Linked DNA regions of Mus musculus: region 2 is linked to region 1. A link is a loop called in an ENCODE intact Hi-C map of the cell type or tissue named here. Cell type or tissue: left cerebral cortex. All regions are shown on one strand. Links, peaks and the distances in the headings refer to the core of each region. The heading gives the core; the rest is flanking DNA.

Region 1 (9,864 bases), core at 1,784-6,783:
AGGGTTCTAGAAAGAAGCTCTAACTGCAGAGGTCTGAGGCCCCGGGCCTTTTCTTCTCTGTCACCAGCACACTCAGTGTTCATGGAGGAGACAGCAACACCCTGACTCCTCAGGCTCTGAGCTGTTGCTCTTCTGGTGGGTGAATGGCTGCTGGCTGAATGGGTGTGCACAGAATCGACCACCATGACACTCAATGTTCAGGAGGGTGGGCTGCTCGACAGAACAGAGAAGCACAGAGGGACACGTCCATGCTCATCATTCTCCCAGGAAATCCAAGTTTAAAAATCAAAGCGGGGCTGGTGAGATGGCTCAGTGGGTAAGAGCACCCGACTGCTCTTCCGAAGGTCCGAAGTTCAAATCCCAGCAACCACATGGTGGCTCACAACCACCTGTAATGAGATCTGATGCCCTCTTCTGGCGTATCTGAAGACAACTACAGTGTACTTGCATATAATAAATAAATAAATAAATCTTAAAAAAAAATCAAAGCATCAATGCCAAAGTCAGTTAACAAACCAAGAGGGTATCTGTGATGGGTGTGTGTGTGTGTGTGTGTGGGTGTGTGTGTGTATGTGTGTATAGATTCACCCTTCACCAGTAGTAGGTGACCTTCAAGAAGCTCTATAGCTGGAAATGATGTTACTTGACCATAATCTCAGGATTCAGGAGATGAAAGCAGAGTCAAGAGTTCAGAGTCAGTCCTGAATTCATAGTGAGTTTGAAGCCAGTCTGGGCTTCCTTGGAACCAAATAACCCTTATCCTAGAGACTGGCTTCAGTGGCTTGGTGTGACATGGACAGTGAGCCTTGTGGGAGACCACTGTAGGAATCTGGAAATGTCCAACATGCAGGGATAATTCCTTACACAAAGGTCCCTCCTGAAGACCAGAGGGAGGGTCAGGCTACAAGGGGCGCTTGAGTGTTGCTCCTCTGTTCAAATACCTCTCATGGCTCCCAGCTGCCTCCTGATGATGCTAAAGCCCAGTCCCCACCCTGTACCCCATTTCTCCACCTGAGGATTCCATACATTTTTTCCTGGTCCACCCTTGTCGCTCTCTACTCTCTGCCTTTTAACTCAACCCAGAGGCCACACCCCATGTGCACTTCCTGCCTCTCCCTCCTCTGTGCCCTACTATAACCACGATGTCACCCATAATTCCTGTTAAAGGATCTCTCTGAGGGGTACTGATCCATCCAGTGCTAACCCTGAGTCTGCACGCAGATGGGTCACACGATGGTCGGCTTGTGTGAAGGAGGGGACAGCTGGGAGCTCAGTCCACTAGTTTTCCTACAGCTGAGCCCTCAAGCCCAGGGAGGCTATGTTCACCTCAGGTTACAGCAGGGTTGGTACGACTTAAGTCAATGATGAAGGTTCTAGAAGGGTTTGTGGTCACATGAGGGATGAAACACACAATCCTAAAATATGCTTCTTCGATCACCATGCTTTCAGGTGCTCCCAGCACCCACCACTGGCCTCCTTCCCCACAGTCTGTGCCTCATGCAGGAACCTCTGAGTTCCTGGGCTCTACAGCCTGCTTCCAGCTCCTCTTCCATCAGAACTATAGAGAAACTCCACTAAATTCTCTACCCAATAGTAATCTCAGTTGGCCAGTCGGTCGCCTTCTGCAGCCATGAGCTGCAGCAGCCACCTGGCTCTAGACACCTATAATTTGGGAGATCAGTCTCCGAAGCCTTGCCCTAGGCTAGCCTAGCCACTTTCCTGAGGGTCTGTCAGTCCATTGCATCACGTTAAGTGCCAAGCCTGCACTGGCTAGGAACTGGAGCACGACTTAAGGGTTACAGCCATCGGAAGGGCTCCTGGCAGGGTCCAGTCCTTGCTGAAGGGATCCTCTGCCTCTCCAGTCAGCAAAGGCGCAGCACAGACCTGAGACAGCCTATGAACCCCGCCCAACAGCACCCCAGCCTCGCCAGGTATGCACCGGGCCGGGGGCGGACGCTGGAGCGCGGTCGGCTGGGCCCGCCAGAACAAGCTCAAGGACCGCGCGCACAAAGGCGCATTCCGCCGCACCCCTGCTCTCTGCCCCACGCTGTCCGCTTCCCGCCTGCCTCTCTGGGTCTCTCCCCGCCTTCGCTGGGGGTGTGTCGCGATCAGGGTCCTCTCCTCCCCGCCCTACCCCCAACTCGGGCGCCCTACCCGGCGGGCGGCGCGCAGGCGCGGGCTTGTCTGACCCCCGTGCTGGAATCTGCTTGCGGGCCCCGTCCCACCCCCCTACTCCATTCTGTCCCGAGGGAGTCAGCGGCCACGAGGGACCTGGGTGGCTCAGGAGTCCTGCCACATAGTTTTTCCGTTCCCTGGGAAACTTCCTACACCCAGTAGGCCCTTTTAGGACCCCTTCTCCCGGGTTGAGAGTTCCTTCCTTGTGTCCTTCTCACCCCCAACCTAGGAGGCAAAGGACCCCGTGGAGTTCCTATTCTGAGTTTCCGCAGCAGACGCTCTACTTGAACGAACATGGCAAGACTCTCGCACTCGGTGGCCAGGTAGACACTGGCGGTAAGGACTGACCAGGAGTGACAACACCAACCCGAGGCAGGTAGCCCACAGAAGCAGCGAGGCTCACCTCGGCTCAGTCCTCCAAGGCTCTAAGCAATGCCAGATGGCTTCCGTGGCTCGACTAGAAAAGCGTAGTGAGGCCACTTGGAAGGATGGAGTAAGTCCAAAGCCCACTCCAACCACCACAAGTGTGGAAACAGGATATTCATTACTGTCATTCTATCCAGTAAATGGGGAAACTGAGGCAAGTGATCTCTCCAGATGGCTGCGCATCTCAGGAGCTCCCATAACCTCTGGAGACCACCTCTGGTGGACTCCGGAACTAGCCCATCCCCTTGGGTTCTGAGACGCTGCCCTTGTCTTCCTGGGCTTAGAGGGTGCCTCTCCTTCCCTCTAGTCGATCCCATGTCCCAGGATTAGTTGTTGAGAGAGATTGGAGATAGGCAAACTACCACCCAGCTCACAGCGACCACGAGAGAAACCGTACTAGAAGAGTCTCGGATTTCCTTGTCTGGCTGCAGCCCTGACCGGCATCAGGCTGCACATTGGGTAGTAAGGAGTCAATCACTGCTGGTGCTAGAACTCCAAGATAGAGCCAGAACTCTAGGAGCCAGAGTTCGAGAGCCTGGGGAGTCGAGACTAGCCCCGCCTCCATCTTGCGCCTGGGCCGGGCTGGCAGGGTTTGGGCGTGGCCCGCTAGCTGGAGTTGGCCGGGATCAAAGGGCGGAAAGCGGGCCTCCGCCCACACCCACTGAGACAGGAATCTGTGGCCCAGGGGGACAGAATCTTCAGCCACATTCCGGGTGCCCGGGGCCCAGCAAGGCAAGGGTGGGGCGGAGCTGGAGTGCCAAGACTGGCATCACGGAGCGTGGGAAAGACTGCGCTACCAGCACTCAGCTCCAGCTGCCTGGGAGGCAGGCGGTAACTTTTGCCAGATCCAGGCGGTGGCCTTGCCCAATCTGGCTGCCCTGGATGGCATTAGGCAGGAGGGTCAAAGGGGGTCCACACTGCCAATCCAATTCCTGCCTGTTGTACTGGCTCTGGGCTGGTAGGGCCACAGTGGGGAGGGGGCACTGTTAGGTGGGCATTCTACAGTTGCATCAGGCAGCAGGGGTTCTTTATAGGAGTCGATGGAGTTTTGCAAACTCTCCTCCCGCTGAGTAATAGGAACCTGCCTGTAAACAGCAGCCCTGAAGCCCCTGTACTGGCTGAGGATAGACCCCTGGTCCCAGGGTCCAATTATTGCTTCCTCACACCACCATCAACCTCAAGGTCAAGTAACATTCCTGGAGTCATGCAGCAAGCTGGACGCAAGCTAGACACAAGCTGGTTCAGGGTAAACTTGGAAAATTCTGAGGCCCAAGTCTTCCAGCCCTAAGTGTCAGGACCAATGATGTCCCTTTCTCTGGCACGTGTCCTCAGTGGGAGAATGGCATCACAATACTACCTCCCTGAGTCGTCATGATGATGTGAGGTCCCAGCCAACACTCTGCCTCCGGAGCCCTCTCTGGCTCCAAGAACATGGTCTCCCACCTTATCTGTGGAGCTGGGTGCCCCCTGGTGGCCGCAGTGTTGACTTAGGTTTTAGGCTAGCTTTCCCAGCCTATGTCCGCGTGCCAGAGGAGGCCAGCTGGTCTCATCACTGCTCGTCTGGGAGAACGTACTCAGCTTGGACCTTCGGGTGACCATGCTGAAGGAGGTGTGGGTCAGGCTGAGGTGTTTGGTCCTAGACTCCGTTTTCTATGACACAAAACTTGGGAAACCCACAGTGACCTAGCATAGGGGTTCTGGGACTAGACATTTATAGCCATCTATATGGTTTGGGACATGAATACGTGGGTAAGGCTTTGGTGACTAATGCATAAGAGCATGCACCTGTGCCTGTCTGTCTACACTTAGTCTGACACTCTCTTGCTCCCAGAGCCCAGAGCATCATGATAAAGCAACTGAGCAGCTGCTGAGGAGGTTCGGGAGAGGTGGCTCCGTAGGGGCTCCTGTGGTTTGCTCCCAGAAACTGCGACAATGACACATTCATCAGGTATTGTCCCATCGTGACATGGAAATAAAACCTTTTGCATAGATTGGTAGATAGAGGCACAAACCATTTGGTAAAGTGGCTGCAATTCACTGCCCTCTTGGCTTTCTCTAGTGGCTGTTTTGTAGCCCTCACCTGGCATCTTTGGCAGAGATGGATTCCCCTACTCAGTGAGTGAGGGACTCTGAGGAGGTTGGCCTAGAAGAAGGAAAGAGGTTTGTGTGCATCTGGGGTGGGGGTGGGGGGAATCCCATCTCTTCCTGATCTTACCCTCCCTAGCCCAGCAGGCCCAGGGTAGAAGTTGTTGGGACCACAACGAAGCCTCCTGAAACTCCCCTGCAATGTGCTCAGAGGGTCCCTATGAGTCCAGTGGTTTGATAGGCAGAACTGGGTTCCCAGAAGGGAGGGAGTCGGGGCTGGTCCTATGGAGTGGTTAGGGGTAAAGAAGTTAGATTTAGTCTTACTCCACCTGAGTGCTTATGAGGCTCATCTTTCCTAGGGAGGGGACAGACAGAGAGGGGATCAATCGGGAATCTCGCCTCTTCTTGGTCTTGCCCTCTTCTCCCCTTGTCACAGATCTGTGCAAGTCATCAAGTCTCCAGTGTCACGAATAACTGGTTTCTGTGCAAAACTCTATGTTGGGAGGGCTGCATCTGGGTGAGAATGCATTACACCTGGATTTCTGAATCTGCAAATTGAGAACAATAGCAATCCGTACTTCACCCGGTTATTTTGCAAATACAACATAGGCGAAGGCTTGGTGCGCTCCTAGCATTTCTGCCTGGACATCAGGCTGCGGTCCGCCAGACGCGCATGTGCGGGAACCTCAGGAAGTCAGAGCGGGTCACTCAGGTTCGCTCTAGACAGCGAAGGCGGAGACGAAATTCTGCCCTTTACCTGCTGAGGCTCGCTCAGGGGTTGTGGACTCCCCCGCTGACGCCTGGGCAAGCCCCAGCGTGCTCCACTCTCCGTAGGGTATGGGTGGGAGTGGGCTCTTGGCCCTAGGCTGCCGGACGGCCAAGAGCTTACCCAGGAGGCGGAGGAGAAGGGGGGTAACCTAGCTCAAGGACCAGAGGCATGTGGAGCAGGTCGTGGAGCAGATTGTGACATTCCCAGCGAGAAGAGACTGGCCTGTAAGCTCCAGCTCAAAGGGCCGCGTAGGGGCTGGGGGCGTGGGGGTTGATACACTCTGGATCCCAGCCAGAAGGAGCAGCAAGTTTTAGGATCCCGGATGAGCAGGAAAGTCTCCCGAACGGCGGAGGCTGGGGGAGTCTTTTTTTTATCTGCAAGAAAAATCGCTATCCATGTGTGTGTGTGTGGTGGGGGCGCAGGACTGTGGGAACTTTCAGAGGTGATCCCACGGAAGAGTTGATAGCAGAGCACTGACAGTGCTGGGGACAGAAGCAAGCCTTGGAAGCTGGTTGAGCAGGTGTCACACACACCCATTTGTGCTCCCCATCCTGAGGCCGAGCAGACTTGGGAAAGTGGGCTGGAGCCAGGCAAGGAGCCCTCCGCTAATCTATGAGCATGTGCAAGGACTGTCATAGCCACCAGGTGGCAGGCTGCCAGGCCACTGTTGGAAACCTAAACAGATTATGTCTTAGGTCTGTCTGTCTGTCGTTCCGCACTACACCACCTCTTCCGGGTAGCAGCCTCATGGGGTCACAAATGAGGACAGAGAGAGCTTATCAGACTTGGTAAGGTGGTGTGGTGTGGCTGGTTAGGAGAGCAACTAATGAAAGGTCCTGCATATTGTGGTCATCAGGCTGGACTGCGCCAGAAAGACCTTCCTCCTTCAAAGTTCAGAGTTTACTCAGAATGTTTCCACCAAAGGCTTGAACTTGAGCTGAGCTCAGAGTGCCCATGGCAGGGTCTCTTGGATTCACCTTTCAAGTGTGTGATGTTGGGGTCAAGAGAAGCTGAGACCCCTGTGTCACTCTTACACCCACTGGGCCGACGATCTGGTGTTGGTGGGGGTCTCAGTGAAGACTGCGTGTCTAGAGGAAGCTGAGGTGAAGTTACTTTGAATCAGCAGAGCTTCCAGGGAGTGCTGGGTGTGGGCGCGGGCCAACAAACAGGGCTTGGTGGACAAGGAGCTGTCAGTTCAAGAGCTGGCTAAGGGCTGTGTTCATTCACGTACAGGGCTGCCGAATGGCTGAACTTCAACCAGACCTGGAGCACCTTGTGAGATGATACCCGAGAGGAAGAAGGTGGGACGAGACGGTGACCCAGGCTGCCCCTCCATACCTACATGAGGGTGGGCAGGCAGGGTGTGTGACCTCTCATACCCCAGTCACATCCTCTCAGGAGTATGGCATGGCTGTTCTGGTGTCACATGAGGGAGGGACAGTCACATATGGTGTCTTCACAGTTCTTTATCTTCCCCTCTAGGGACGCAGGAGCTACTGGGCTGGAGGGCTCCTTCTTTTCCTTCTCTGGTGTTTTCTTTGTATCTTTGCCCCCCAGGATTTGGTGAAGGTGGATAGAAAGTTGCCCAGAAGGCAGACATGGTCGCTCATGGCTTTAGTCCCGGGACTAGGGAGGTAGAGGTGGGTAGATCTCTGTGAGTTCGAGGCTAATCTGGTTGGTCTATACAGTGATTTCTGGGATAGCCAGGGCTATATAGTGAGATCCTGTCTTTTAAAAAAAAGTTATTCATAGGATGCATTTGAGATAAATGGCAAACATCTCCCCTTTCCCCATAGCTGGGGGGTGGGAGACTGAAGGGGTGCTATGGGGGTGGTGGCAGGCAGCTGGGGGCTGAGTGTCTCCTCAGCTGATCTCCTAGGAACACAGTCACCACTGTCTTCATCTTGTGCCTGTGTGAAATGCTTAAATCCCCCCAATTTGTAGAAACACAGCCCCCCTTTTTTATAAGCCTCATATATTCTCATCATTGATATATATCAATATATACAACATATATATAGGCAGGTGGTGAGTGTTCCCAGGTTGTTCAACCCTTTGTTCCCAGGAGATGGTGGTAGCCTAAGAAGCTGCCAGGTCCGGACCAAAGAAGAGCTGGCCAGTGGTTAGCCCAGAAAGAGGTGACATGAGACCAGAGCTCTAGGATCTGAGCAGGGGTTGTGGGTATCAGCCAATTAAGGGTCTTTGGGGACTGAACTCTGAGAGGCTACATCCCCCAGAAAGACCTGGAAAGCTTCAGGGACCCCATTGAGCATGCTCAGACAACCACACCAGTTGGCCACCACTCCTTTGGGTGGGATGTGTCTTCCTCCTTGTTTAGACAGTAGGGCTTGTCGAGGGAGGTGACCAAGAGGTGACCCTGGAGGGATGGGGCTGGAGGCTTAGGACACAGGAACTGAACGTCTCCCTGTCCAGGGGACATTCAGTCACTTCTAGCTGCTTTCCTGCCAGGAGATGTGACAGGCCCCAGAGGCCTGGATTACTCCAGCTTGGCTTGGGAGAATGTCACTGTAGTCTGAGAACGTTTCTGGTTGAGGTCTCTGGGGTCTCTGTATCAAGAAACTATCCTAGCCTTGCATGGTGGCAAATGCCTATAATACCAACACCTAGGAAGTGGAAGCAGAGAGATTTCCAGTTCAAAGCCTGCCCTGGGTTGCACAGCAAGGCCTTTCTTAAACAAGAGAAAAAGGGAGTTAAAGAGCTGCCCCAGCGGTTAAGAACACCATCTGCTCTTCTAAAGGACCTGGGTCCTTTAGAAAACCTGGTCCTAGCTCCCGCATGGCAGCTCAGAACTGCCTGTGACTCTAGTTCCAGGAGATCTGACACCCTCACACAGATATATATGCAAGCAAAACACCAATGCATAATAAATAAAGTTTTTTTTTAAAGGCAAGAAAAAAAAAAAAAAGAAAAGACCTCAGGGAAGAGCCCCAGGCTATTTGCCATTTACCAGCATACCCAGTAGGAAACCAGCATACCCATTGCCTCCTCCTCCATGCTGGCCTCCAAGCTTCAGCAGCAGGCATTAGCTTGGAGTCAAATTGGTCTTTTCTTCACCAGAGGTGCTGCCAGCTACCTGCCTCGTTTTCTTCAGCCTGGCAGCACCCTTAAACCTAAACCTAGCCCGCCGTTTCTCAGAAGCAAAGTCTTCCACAGATGAACTCTGCTGTGTCAGGACCCTGGGTGCAGCCAATGTGGTTCAGGGTGATCTGCCCCTCTTCCTGCTGCTGTTCTTGGAGGGTAGTTTGGGGCAAAGGGCGTGGGAAATCAAGTCTTACAGTCTGGAAGACTGAGCCGCTGGCTGAGGCGATCTGGGGCGGGGAGCTCGGGGAGGTGGCCTAGGAAACCTCCAACTTCCTCCTGAGCCTCTTTGCCCAGCTCCGCTTGTCAGAGGAGTGGCAGAGTGAGACTGGAGGCCTTGTTTGGCTCCAGGCGCTGGGGTTGCCTGAGGATTGGGTACAACTAGAGAGATGGGGATAGGTGGGCGGATGGAGTGAAGGAGCGCAGAGTAGAGAGAGATTTAGGAGAGTGACTCGGTGGCCGTGGCCGGGGCGTGAACAGGTGTGTAGAGGGATGGACAGGCAGAGGAAGAAGGGGCTGGGAATGGACAGCTACAGAACGCGGAAGAGCGGAAGGAGCACGTGATCATGCTGCACGTTCCTTTGGTCCTGATGTTCGAGACCGCAGGCACAGGACTGAATAACTCATGAGCTAAAGCAGAGGTCATAAAAACATAAGGCATGGAAAACAGAATTGTAGCAAACACACTGCATGTCCAGACTTGTGGCCGCAGCAAGACTGGGGCGTCGGGAAACGGCTCCAACCCGTGTGTAGCAAAGACAGTGCCTCAGGACTGGGAAGTGTGTGGTCCCGCCATTAGGTCTGGCCCCGGGGAGTGGGGTGCTGGAGGGGTGGCGGGGGTGGGGTGGGGTGGCGACTGAACGTATACCTGGGTGCATCTGCTCTGCACTGGATGCCTGAAGGGGCTGAACTTCACTATTTAAATTTATATTTCAAATTTGAAAGATCACATATAGGGCAAAGAAGTAGGTTAAGTCCCAAAACATTGAAAAACAAAGATAAAAATCAACAGTTAAAAAAAAAAAAAAAGAACTCCATGAAATAGGATATAGTAGAGATCCGTTCTGTGATGGAAGATTTAAAAGATAATAAACCACAGACGGATAGAATGAGCCACGTGTCAGCTGAAGTCAGGATACATAAAGACCTCTCAGAAGTCAACAACAAAGGAGCAAACAACCCAGTTTTAAAATGGGCTAAAGATCCGAACAAGCACAGCACCGGAGAAGGGACGCAGGGGACAAGTGACGGGAAGAAACATCATTTATCATCAAGCCAAAGCACGTGCAAACCCCAGGCACTGCTGCTGC
Region 2 (9,864 bases), core at 2,614-7,613, 64 kb before region 1:
TGATGGGTTAGGAGTTCCAGACCCCCGAGAAGACTGAGAAAACAGGAGGTCATGTGGGTGGGATCTGTTTTGTAAAAAATTCAAACGCAGAAAAAGATAGACTTGTAAAGAACTTTACCAGCCTTAGCCCCACCCACCCAACTGGGGCCAGCACTAGTCCACCTCTCTCCATCCTGGAAGTCATTTTGACTTTGGCCTTGCATCCTCAACTCCTTGGCAACTCTAGCCCAGCCACCCCCAAGCAAACACACAGACACTTGGAAGGTCCAGCCAACACAGCACTCAGGCCCTTGTCCAGCACGAGGGAGGCAGACAGAAGTGAGGTCCCATAAAGGCTTCAGTGGCCTACAGGTTGGTGGAAGTAGCCCTTGGAGACAGACAGCAAAGCAACCTCCTGGTGCTGGAGGAAGCCGATCCAAGCCGGTCACCACTGTACATGCACACTCAAGCGATTGTGCTTGTCTGATTGTTGTTTGGAATGGGGTGGTATGGACAGAGCTGAGGGTAGCGGCTTCTTACAGATGAGTCTGCTCTGCCACAGCTGACACAGGAGAACAGGGGCAAGGCCTCAGTTTACAAAAAATAAGAGGCCTTTGTGTTCCATAGTTCCCTGGTCTCCTAGTCTTGACTCAGTCCTTCCAGCCACCCTGTGCCTTGGGATCCTCATGTTGTACAGTATCCTTAAGTCCCCGGACCTACTTCCTGTCACCCCACTAGAAAAACACAGAACCTTGGCAGAACCCAGCACCCATCTAGACACACCCAGACCCTGGGCACCGCCCAAAAGCATTTTCTATCCCTGAGCCAGCAGAGGTCAGACCATCTGTGCCCAACAGCTCTCTGGGTATAGGACCTGCCCTACTGTGTGCCTGCTTTGTGTTCACATGGGGCCCAAAGAGGCAGAGAGAAATGTAGGTGTGACTGCTTAAGGAGCCTGAGGTGAGGGTGGCCCTAGTTATGAGGGCCCCCAGATGTGATCATATTGTCCTGAAAGGATGGAGGCAGAGTCCAGAGACCACCAGCAGAATGTCAGAGAGCAGGGAGCCAACAATGTTTTGAAGGTAGGGGATAGACCACATGCCAGAGTGGGACTTTCTAGGATCTGAGAGACAAGTCTGGAGACACCCAAATCCCAGCCAGGGACCTTGTGTTGGAGTCCCAGCATCCTGAACTGACTCTATAGAAGTTTGTCTTGCTGAAAGACAGCAGATGTAATAACGCTGACTTGTGGCCTCGTGTCTCATGATGTCTGCACTGTCCTGGACATGTGTTCAACGGGGTCTTTGGAACTCCAGGAAACGGCTTGCCGAACACAGAGATGGTTTCTCTAAGTCTTGGGCATTGGCAGCATGGTGCCTTCCCACCTCACCCCACCCACTTTTGACAAACCCCTCTCCATCCAGGCTCCTGCATTGCTCCCATGGGGACAATGATCAGCTATCTAACAGTACCACTCTGGGCCCTGGCCAAAGCCCCTTGGACAGACATATTTCTTGCTCCTGCACACAGGTAGCCCTTTCCTGTGGCCCAGGGATCCCAGAAACTCTACTCACCTCAGTTTATACTAACATTCAAATGTGACTTTCCCCCTACAATGATCTGTAGAGTTGTGGGGGCTTTCTGTTTTCCTCTCAGGCAGGCCCAGTGAGCACAGGTAGCCCCCGGCCAGTGACACTGGGCCCTTTAACATCTTCCTTTGCCTGAACTACTGGTTATAGCAGTGAGAACTCTGTGACTGGTCCCTATTGTCTACACACACTCTAGGGAGAAAGTCTGCCAGGAGGCCTCTGAAATAAAGGAAGACACCTGAGGGCTTTGGTTTCGGGGACTAGAGGAGCTCTTGGTTGATAGTCACTCTGACCTCCAGGACACTAGGTGGCCAGGCCAAAGCCTGGAAAGTTCAGTACTTTAGGAGAGGGATGTGTGTGTGTGTGTGTGTGTATGTGTGTGTGTGTGTGTGTGTGTGTGTGTAGTCTTTAAGAATGGCTCTCTGTGAACCATGTGTCCCATATAGTGAAGTCCTCTCTCCTTGAATCTAGAGTGGCCTGGAACTTTGGATGCATCTGGATTGACATAGTGATGGAGCAGATCTGGGGCCCTGAACAGCTGTTGTGAAATGTGTGCAGCAACATGGCCTTTGTGAAGAACAGAGACAGGAAGTCGCACTTTCTCTCAAACAGGGTCAGGTCAGCCTCTGTGTGGCTAGTGCTCTTCCCGGGGCCTTCCTTCACCAGCCTTTTCTCTTCAGATTTGTCTTCTATTCTCCCCTTCTGTACGCTTCAGTGGGGGCCCTGGCTCCCCAGACTTGGGAAGGGGGTGAGTTTGTTGCTAACCCCGGCCAAACAGACTCCCGCTCAGCTGACCTACCCCGGTGATCCCCTCTGATTTCCACCCGTTGGAGGCTTCATATACTACGAAGCCCTCTCCACCCTACTCAGTTCGCTTCCCCTTTATGCTGGCTTGGGGACTTGTCTGAAAGCGCCTCCCTCGCGCGCAGCACTCCCGCAGGTGCTACCTGGACTCTGTGGCCCGCCCTCCGCCCCGCCCCCCGGCCCGCCCCGCGTGTGAACTGGGCATGCCCAGAAGTGCGTAGACGCGCCCGCCGGCTTCGATCCGCGGAAGAATCTGCTCTGCGCCACCATGGAGCGCATCGACGGGGTGGCCGTGGGCCTCTGTGCCCATTCGCCCTACCTGCGGCCTTTCACGCTGCACTACCGCCAGGTGATCCGCCCCACTCGCGTGTCTCCGCGCTCTCCCCCCGCCCCCCGCGTTGCGGCCCCGGCCCCGCCCCCCGAGCTCACGACTCCGCCCTGAGCGGATTCTCAGAGCTTGAGCTCCGCCCTCCTGCAGTCCTGACGGCCAGTCGGTCAACCCGGAATGGCCAAGGAAGGACATGCAAAGAGAATCGCTCTTTCCTGAGGAAGATTTGACTGGCCCTCCATTTCTGACCGCCCATCGATACTTTTATGCAGTTAGACCCATTGATTACTCTGGGTATCAGGGCAGGAAAACTCTTGGATCAGGGCAGGAAGAACTCTTGGGGAACCCCACAATTGCAGATACCCTCCTTGCGCCTTCTTTCTAGCTCCTCCTTCAAGCCTTAACAGAAAGTCTGCTGTCACGAAGAAACCTCTTCAACTCAGTCTTTCGCAGCTCCCAGGTGTCTGTCTCCCAGAACAACAGGGCCATACATAGCTATCTCACATGACACCGTTGGGCACCTAGTAGGCACACAGAAAACATTTGTTGAACCTACTTGCTGCCTCTTCTCTTTCGTCTTACCCCATGGTCTTCCTTCTCCTCTACCCTGCATGGCCCTGTCTAGTAGGCCCCTGGCACGTTGCCCATTTCCATTCTCTATGCTGTCTGATACACAATTTTCCTGACCTGATCAATGTAGCCCTGACTGGGTTTCAGCTTAGATCAGACCGCCCAGGGCTTGGCGTTTGCCCAGCTCTCCCACTCCATTTCTCTCACCAGTGTTGTGGCCTCCAGCCTGCAAATTCCCTTGCCTCTGGTGTGTCTGCTGTGTGGAGGTCCTTTCCACCTACCCACTAGGCTAGGGAATTCTTCTCCCAGAGTGCAGTGAGGTAATACAGGCTTGAGGGAGCAACTGGGTTCAGTTGAGGAACAAAGGGTAGAGACACGGGGTGTGTGTGGGGGATCACACTTCTTTTCCCTTTCCTCGGCTGGTGACATGGGGTAGCCATGTGGCTCTTTCATACCCAGGACCTGGGGTTCTGGTGGGCTGTGGACGGTCCAGGCTGGTTCGTTCGCCCTCACTTCCTGGGAAGTGCTGTGGGGTGGCTTTACAGCTTTGGCTGGCATCCCACCAGCACATTTCCGCTGATGGCATTGGTAACCAGAGCTCAGTTGAGCAGGCAGCGGCCCGCCATAGCCATAGTCATAGCTGGGAGGGGGGTGGGGGTTGGGGTGGAGGGTAGGCAGCATTTCCTCGGGAACTGAAGGATACTGGGCTGGGCTGGGTTTGCCATGGTAGGGGTCTGCAGCCTTTAACTGCCCCAAAGCAGCAGTGGCCCTGTATAGAATGTGCCCACTGCTACATTCTAGAACTGTCTCTCCCTCCCAAGGCCCATGTCAGCATCTCTGGCCCTACTACCCACAGCTCTGACAAAGTGTTTGATCCTGAGTCAAGAGGGTCCTTGTAAGTCACCTAGGGTGACCTCCCTGAAGGAAAGCTGTTGGGGTAGGCAAGACAGGCTCACTGCAGCCTGGGCAGGCAGCCTTCTTTGGAGCCTGCCTAGGTGGCTGGATATCGGGCAGGCCTGGGCTCGCCTCTCGAGGTGGTGCTTCAACGGCCTCCTGGGCAGCCTGCCCTGCCCAGGACATTGGCTCTCTTCTCCCCCTAGAAACCAGGCTGCTGCTACCCTCTCAGGATATCTCTGCCTGCAGTCTCAAGTCAATCTTTCTGTGAGACTCTCCTGTCATTGACAGCAGTACCCTTTTCCTCCTGAGGAAGCCCTGTGGCTCTCTCCTCAGTGTCCTCCCTCTTTGTTGCCTGGCAACACACTGTCTCTGGGACCCAGGCCCCTGCCTTTTTATGCAGATTGTTTGGAGCCCCTGCATCTGTGGTGAGCTGGGCTGTGCTCATGAATGACCCAGAGGTGGACTAAGCAGGTAGGGGTAGGGATGGATAGGTCCAGCCCCACCTGCAGAGACCCTTCAGGGAGGAATGTCTCTGCTGGCTCCAGTCCCCAGAGACAGCCGGTCTTTCCAAGTGGCATTTGGATGGTGGGGACTGTGGGATCCCCATCTTAACCTAACCTTGTATAGAAAGCATCGATGACATCCCCAATACTGCAGGGCCCACCTTAGCTATTTCTTGAGTGCTACCCTATGTACAGGAGTGGCAGGACTAGGGGATGTGTAAGAGATAGCATGAGCCTGAAACAGGGCGGGGCAAGTACTTACCGTCCATCTGACATGCGCAGATCCACAACTGCAAGTGTAAGCTGTCCAGTGGCCCACAGAAGCTTGGGCCTTGAATATGTGACTTCTGCTCTGCCCGCCTGGAATCCTCCCTGCCCTGCCTAAGGGCATCACATCTGCTCTCCCTGTTATCCTTGTAGCTCCTTCCCACACTTGGTGGCGGGCCGCACAGGTCTCTGTAGTCCTTTGTCCTCATGAAATGCCTTTCCTGCCCTTTGCCCGGGTTTTCTGCCTTACCCTTCCCAGAACATCAGGCTATCCTGACCTCCCGGGCAATCTCCTCCACCTCCACCTGCTACAAGTCCCCATTCCTGAAGGGCGTAGGCAGGTAGCAGGCCTCCCTGCCGGGAGCTGCTACAATGGGTCTGTCTGGTCCGTGCACCTCCATCTGTTGCTGGCAGCGGCTCACCCTTCCTGATTGCTGCCCTGTCTCTTTTAGGACGGTGTCCAGAAGTCCTGGGACTTTATGAAGACACATGACAGGTGAGAGGGGCTGGCCTGGCCACTGGGGAACTCCCCAGTTTCTGCTCCTCAGACACTTCCCACCTCAACCCAGTCTCTGGTTCTTATGTCCCTGAGGCCTGGTGGCTAGTAGCTGGGGACACCAGGCCCCTGGTGGCAGGCTCCTGGTAAGATCTGATCTTACTCCTCAGGATGCAGAGCATAGGGGTGTGACAGTTGGGAAACTGGCCAGCAGGGGCCTCCACTTCCCCAGCTGCCCAATATGTTGCCTCCCCTGCCCCTATCCTGTAAGCTGGAACATAAGGTCCGGGCCCTAGCCTGACTGTGTGGTCTTCCCGTCTGAGCAAGGCTTGTCAATGAAAGAGAGAGACTAGGAGGATGGGAACCAGGGCTCCGGGGAGAGGGCTGTGTGTCTTTACTGAGTGTGTTTCCCCACACAGTGTGACTATTCTCATGTTCAACTCTTCTCGGAGAAGCCTGGTGTTGGTGAAACAGTTCCGGCCAGGTGAGTCCAGCTGGGCGGACAAGAATCGGGGCTGGGGAATTGTAGCGTGCTTTTAGGCCCTTGATCGTGAGGGTCTGGATACTGGTGCAGTGGTGGCTACAGGGGAAACTGAGGTCCAGCAAGAGATGCCTGGCTCAGAATAGATTACTCTGAGGTGACCACCATGTGGCTGTGCTCCCCCCCCCCCACACCCCATACCAGCTGTATATGCAGGCGAGGTAGAGCGTCACTTCCCAGGGTCCCTGACAGCTGTGAACCAGGACCAGCCCCAAGAACTTCAGCAAGCACTGCCTGGCTCAGCGGGAGTGATGGTGGAACTCTGTGCCGGTATTGTGGACCAGCCTGGGCTCTCACTGGAAGAGGCAGCCTGCAAGGAGGCTTGGGAAGAGTGCGGCTATCGCCTGGTCCCCACCGATCTGCGCAGAGTTGCCACATACATGTAAGGAGGCTTGGCAGGGCGGAATGCTACCAGGGAGTGGGTGAGAACCCGGCCCCAGAGGGTGTACAGGCATGAGGCTGGAAGAGGCTTGGTGGACCATGCCTCAGCTCCTAGGCTGGGCCAGACCCGGGGCGTTTGGGCTGGTTCTAGAGTGTGCTAACCCTGTGCCCCTACCCTGCAGCCCCAGCCACGTGGGGTTGGGCTCCGGGTGGCAGCTGCTGTCGACAGATGCCCCACTTCCTGTGGGATTAAGCACCGGGCGCTGGGGGTGGGGTGAGTCACAGCTCTGTTCTCAGGAATGAGGGAAGGACAAGTCCTGGGGAGGAGGAGAAGGAGGGGCTACCCCTACTGAAGCCCAGGTACCAGCCACTCATGCCTCCCTCAGGCAGCCAACCAGGGCTGCGGTCCTCAGATGCGAAGCCACCCCTTGCCTCAGGATGTTGTGTGGATTCCTGACCCCTGCTGAGGTCTGAGGGCAGAAAGAAGGTCCTATGGTGCCCATCACCCCCCACCCCCAACAAGGCTGTGTACTTCTGACCACCCCCCACCCCCCAAAACCAAGAGGGACCAGAGTCCCCGCCACCTCTCTCCTAGCACACTCAACACAGCCAGGGCCCTCCTGCCTCCATCCCTGCTGACCTCACTCTGTAACACCAGGCTATGATTGGGCCATGTTGGATCCAGGGTGTTCATTATCTTACTTCTGAAGGGCTGGCCTGTACCCTATGCTGTATCCTCCATGTGGACAGCCAGGGATGCCTAAATCCTTCAACTTCCAACATGGAGTGTTTAGGGCCAGGGGAATCTAAGAAACCTGACCATGATAAGAGTGTGGCCTGTGTGGGGGACAGACAGGGACAGAGGGCAGGAGGAAAGTTTGTGTGTGTCTCTGTGGTGTCTGTCTGTGTGTGTGTGTATATGTGTCTTGTGTGTGTATGTGTCTCTGTGTGTGTGTGTCTGTGTGTGTCTCTGTGGTGTCTGTCTCTGTGTGTGTATGTATGTGTCTTGTGTGTGTGTGTGTGTGTCTGTGTGTGTGTCTGTGTACATGTCTGTGTATGTCTTTGTGTTTGTATGTGTGTATGTGTCTGTGTGTGTGTGTCTGTGTGTGTGTGTGTCTGTGTGTGTCTCTGTGGTGTCTGTCTCTGTGTGTGTATGTATGTGTCTTATGTGTGTGTCTGTGTGTGTCTCTGTGGTGTCTCTGTGTGTATCTATGTTTGTGTCTCTGTGTGTGTGTGTCTCTGTGGTGTCTCTGTGTGTGTACGTGTCTGTGTACGTGTCTGTGTATGTCTTTGTGTTTGTATGTGTGTATGTGTCTCTCTGTGTGTGTGTCTCTGTGTGTGTCTCTGTGGTATCTGTGTGTGTGTGTCTATGTGTGTTTCTCTGTGGTGTCTGTGTGTGTCTCTGTGGTGCCTGTCTGTGTGTGTGTCTCTGTGTGTATGTGTCTCTGTGGTGTCTGTCTCTGTGTTTGTGTATATGTGTCTTGTGTGTGTGTGTGTCTCTCTCTCTGTGGTGTCTCTGTGTGTCTTTATGTGTGTGTGTCTGTGTACGTGTCTGTGTATGTCTTTGTGTTTGTATGTGTGTATGTGTCTGTGTGTGTGTGTCTCTGTGTGTGTCTGTATGTGTGTGTCTGTGTGGTGTCTGTGTGTGTGTCTATGTGTGTGTCTCTGGTGTCTGTGTGTGTCTCTGTGGTGTCTGTCTGTGTGTGTGTCTCTGTGTGTGTGTGTCTCTGTGGTGTCTGTGTGTGTGTGTCTGTGTACGTCTGGCTGACATTTGAGAAGTCTCATAGGCAGGGCCTCTGGCTGTGTCCTGACTGAAGAAGATGCTAGAGAGCGGTGAGTGTTTGGAACATTGAACATCCTACTCATGTTTATACTTTGAGGAGGAGGAGGGTTTGGCTGTGTGGAAGCATGATTGAGGGTAAGGCTGAATGACATCAGACCACCTGTCCCTGTCGCCCTTATGGGGACTGGACAGACCAGAGACTACCCACTAACACTTCCCTGCCCGAGGCCCCAGAGGTAAGCCATAGATGGCTAGGCCCAGGGAAGCCCGGTGCCTATTGTTACCTTGTGATATAAATGAGATTAGAACCAGCCTAGGCTGGAGGGAGCGTCTAGCCTGACCAGACCACATGCTGGAGCTGTCTCCCTTATAAGCTAGGGAAACTGAGGCCGGGCACTGATTTCTATGACAGGTATAGCCATGACTACTAGAAAAATGGGTTATCCGGTAGGGGTCTGTGGGGATAAAGAGATAGCTGGGCCTGGTCAGTTTGGGATGGGAGTTGGGAGGCTTTGAGTATTTCCAGCTTGTTCCTGCCTCCGTGAACTGCCCTGCTGTGAGATTCCCTACCTCCACCACCACATCCAGTCCATGGCTCCCCAGGCAATCAGAAGGCCTGATATGGATAGAACTGGCTTGGGCTTAGCACTTATGGAAGTCAGAGGCCCTGGTTGGACTCAGGAGACATGGGCAGGGGCCTAACAGATCCGTAGGGCCTATCACAGATTCTAATACCACTTGCTTGTGACCTCATGGCTTCTGTATATGCACAGTCTGTGTCCAAGGTCCCTGATCTTCCATGTAGGGTCTCATAAGCTGCATTCAGAGACACCTGCCACATCCACAATCTATCCAGGTGCAAAGGTAGCAGGTCCTTGTGGCTATGGGATAGAGGCCACTTCCTGACTAGCTGATAGCCACTTTCAGATCTTAGCAATGCCTGCAGGTCCTTGCCACACGTCTTTTTACAACACAGCAGCTTGTCTGGTCTCTGTGCTAGCAGAGAGTGCCAGAGCTCTTTAGATTGTGAGCATGAAGCTGTCTTGTGAGCTCACCTGATTAGGCCAGGCCTACCCATGTATCTCTCTCGGGATGAATTCAGTCAGCTAGCCAAACAGGTCCTAGGTCGAAGATATATATATGTAAGGTGCCTCTGCATTTGTGTGTTCCCCTAAGTGTCAGATGTCATATTTATCTTGACAGTTTGATGATGAGCCTAGCCACTGGTGGCTGAGCCACCTCTCCAGCACGGTTATCAAATTCATCTCAAAAAATCATTTTAGTGCCCTTGATGCCTACCTCTGCCATATGATAGCCGGCATACCCAACATGCATGAGGCTCGCCCGCTGCAGGGGGCAGGTTCCGTGGACATACCCTCCCCACCCCTGCCCCGGGAGTGGTATTTGGGAAGGGTGAAGCTACACAGAGTTCTGATCATCAGAAAGGCAGAGCGGGAAGCATGGAAGCAGGGTGTCTGGCAGGGCCACACTGGTCTCTCAGCAGTCCCTGTCCTACCTGACAGGTCTGGAGTAGGACTGACTAGCTCCAGGCAGACCATGTTCTACGCGGAGGTGACAGATGCCCAGCGAGGCGGGCCTGGTGGAGGGCTGGCCGAGGAGGGAGAACTCATCGAAGTGATCCATCTGAATTTAGATGACGCCCAGGCCTTCGCAGACAACCCTGACATCCCCAAGACTCTCGGGGTTATCTACGCTATCTCTTGGT

Evidence for each region. Peaks named below come from ENCODE experiments on the same cell type or tissue, not always from the same donor. Only the 100,000 strongest peaks of a DNase experiment are listed, where the experiment ranks them.
Region 2: it touches region 1 in a loop (2.6-fold over the local background); 23 of 42 quality-filtered maps call a loop at or near these places.

The regions. Positions count from the first base shown.
Region 1 is chr12:112,869,959-112,879,822 of GRCm38, reverse strand. It overlaps 1700127F24Rik (a long non-coding RNA gene), which reads left to right and starts at 3,997. Exons shown (of 6, transcript XR_873068.2): 1 at 3,997-4,210; 2 at 4,433-4,549; 3 at 4,661-4,761; 4 at 5,123-5,679; 5 at 6,689-6,756; 6 at 6,938-8,297. In left cerebral cortex, for the core only: CTCF peaks have their summits at 4,066 (motif pointing left) and 6,096 (motif pointing right); DNase peaks (open chromatin) are centred at 3,352, 4,066 and 6,092; H3K4me3 peaks cover 492 bases; H3K27ac peaks cover 558 bases.
Region 2 is chr12:112,934,848-112,944,711 of GRCm38, reverse strand. Nudt14 (nudix (nucleoside diphosphate linked moiety X)-type motif 14) reads left to right here and starts at 2,570. Exons shown (of 5, transcript NM_025399.4): 1 at 2,570-2,721; 2 at 5,390-5,433; 3 at 5,853-5,917; 4 at 6,119-6,356; 5 at 9,662-9,864. The coding sequence starts at 2,641. In left cerebral cortex, for the core only: CTCF peaks have their summits at 4,458 and 5,621 (motif pointing right); DNase peaks (open chromatin) are centred at 2,815, 3,343 and 6,626; H3K4me3 peaks cover 693 bases; H3K27ac peaks cover 613 bases.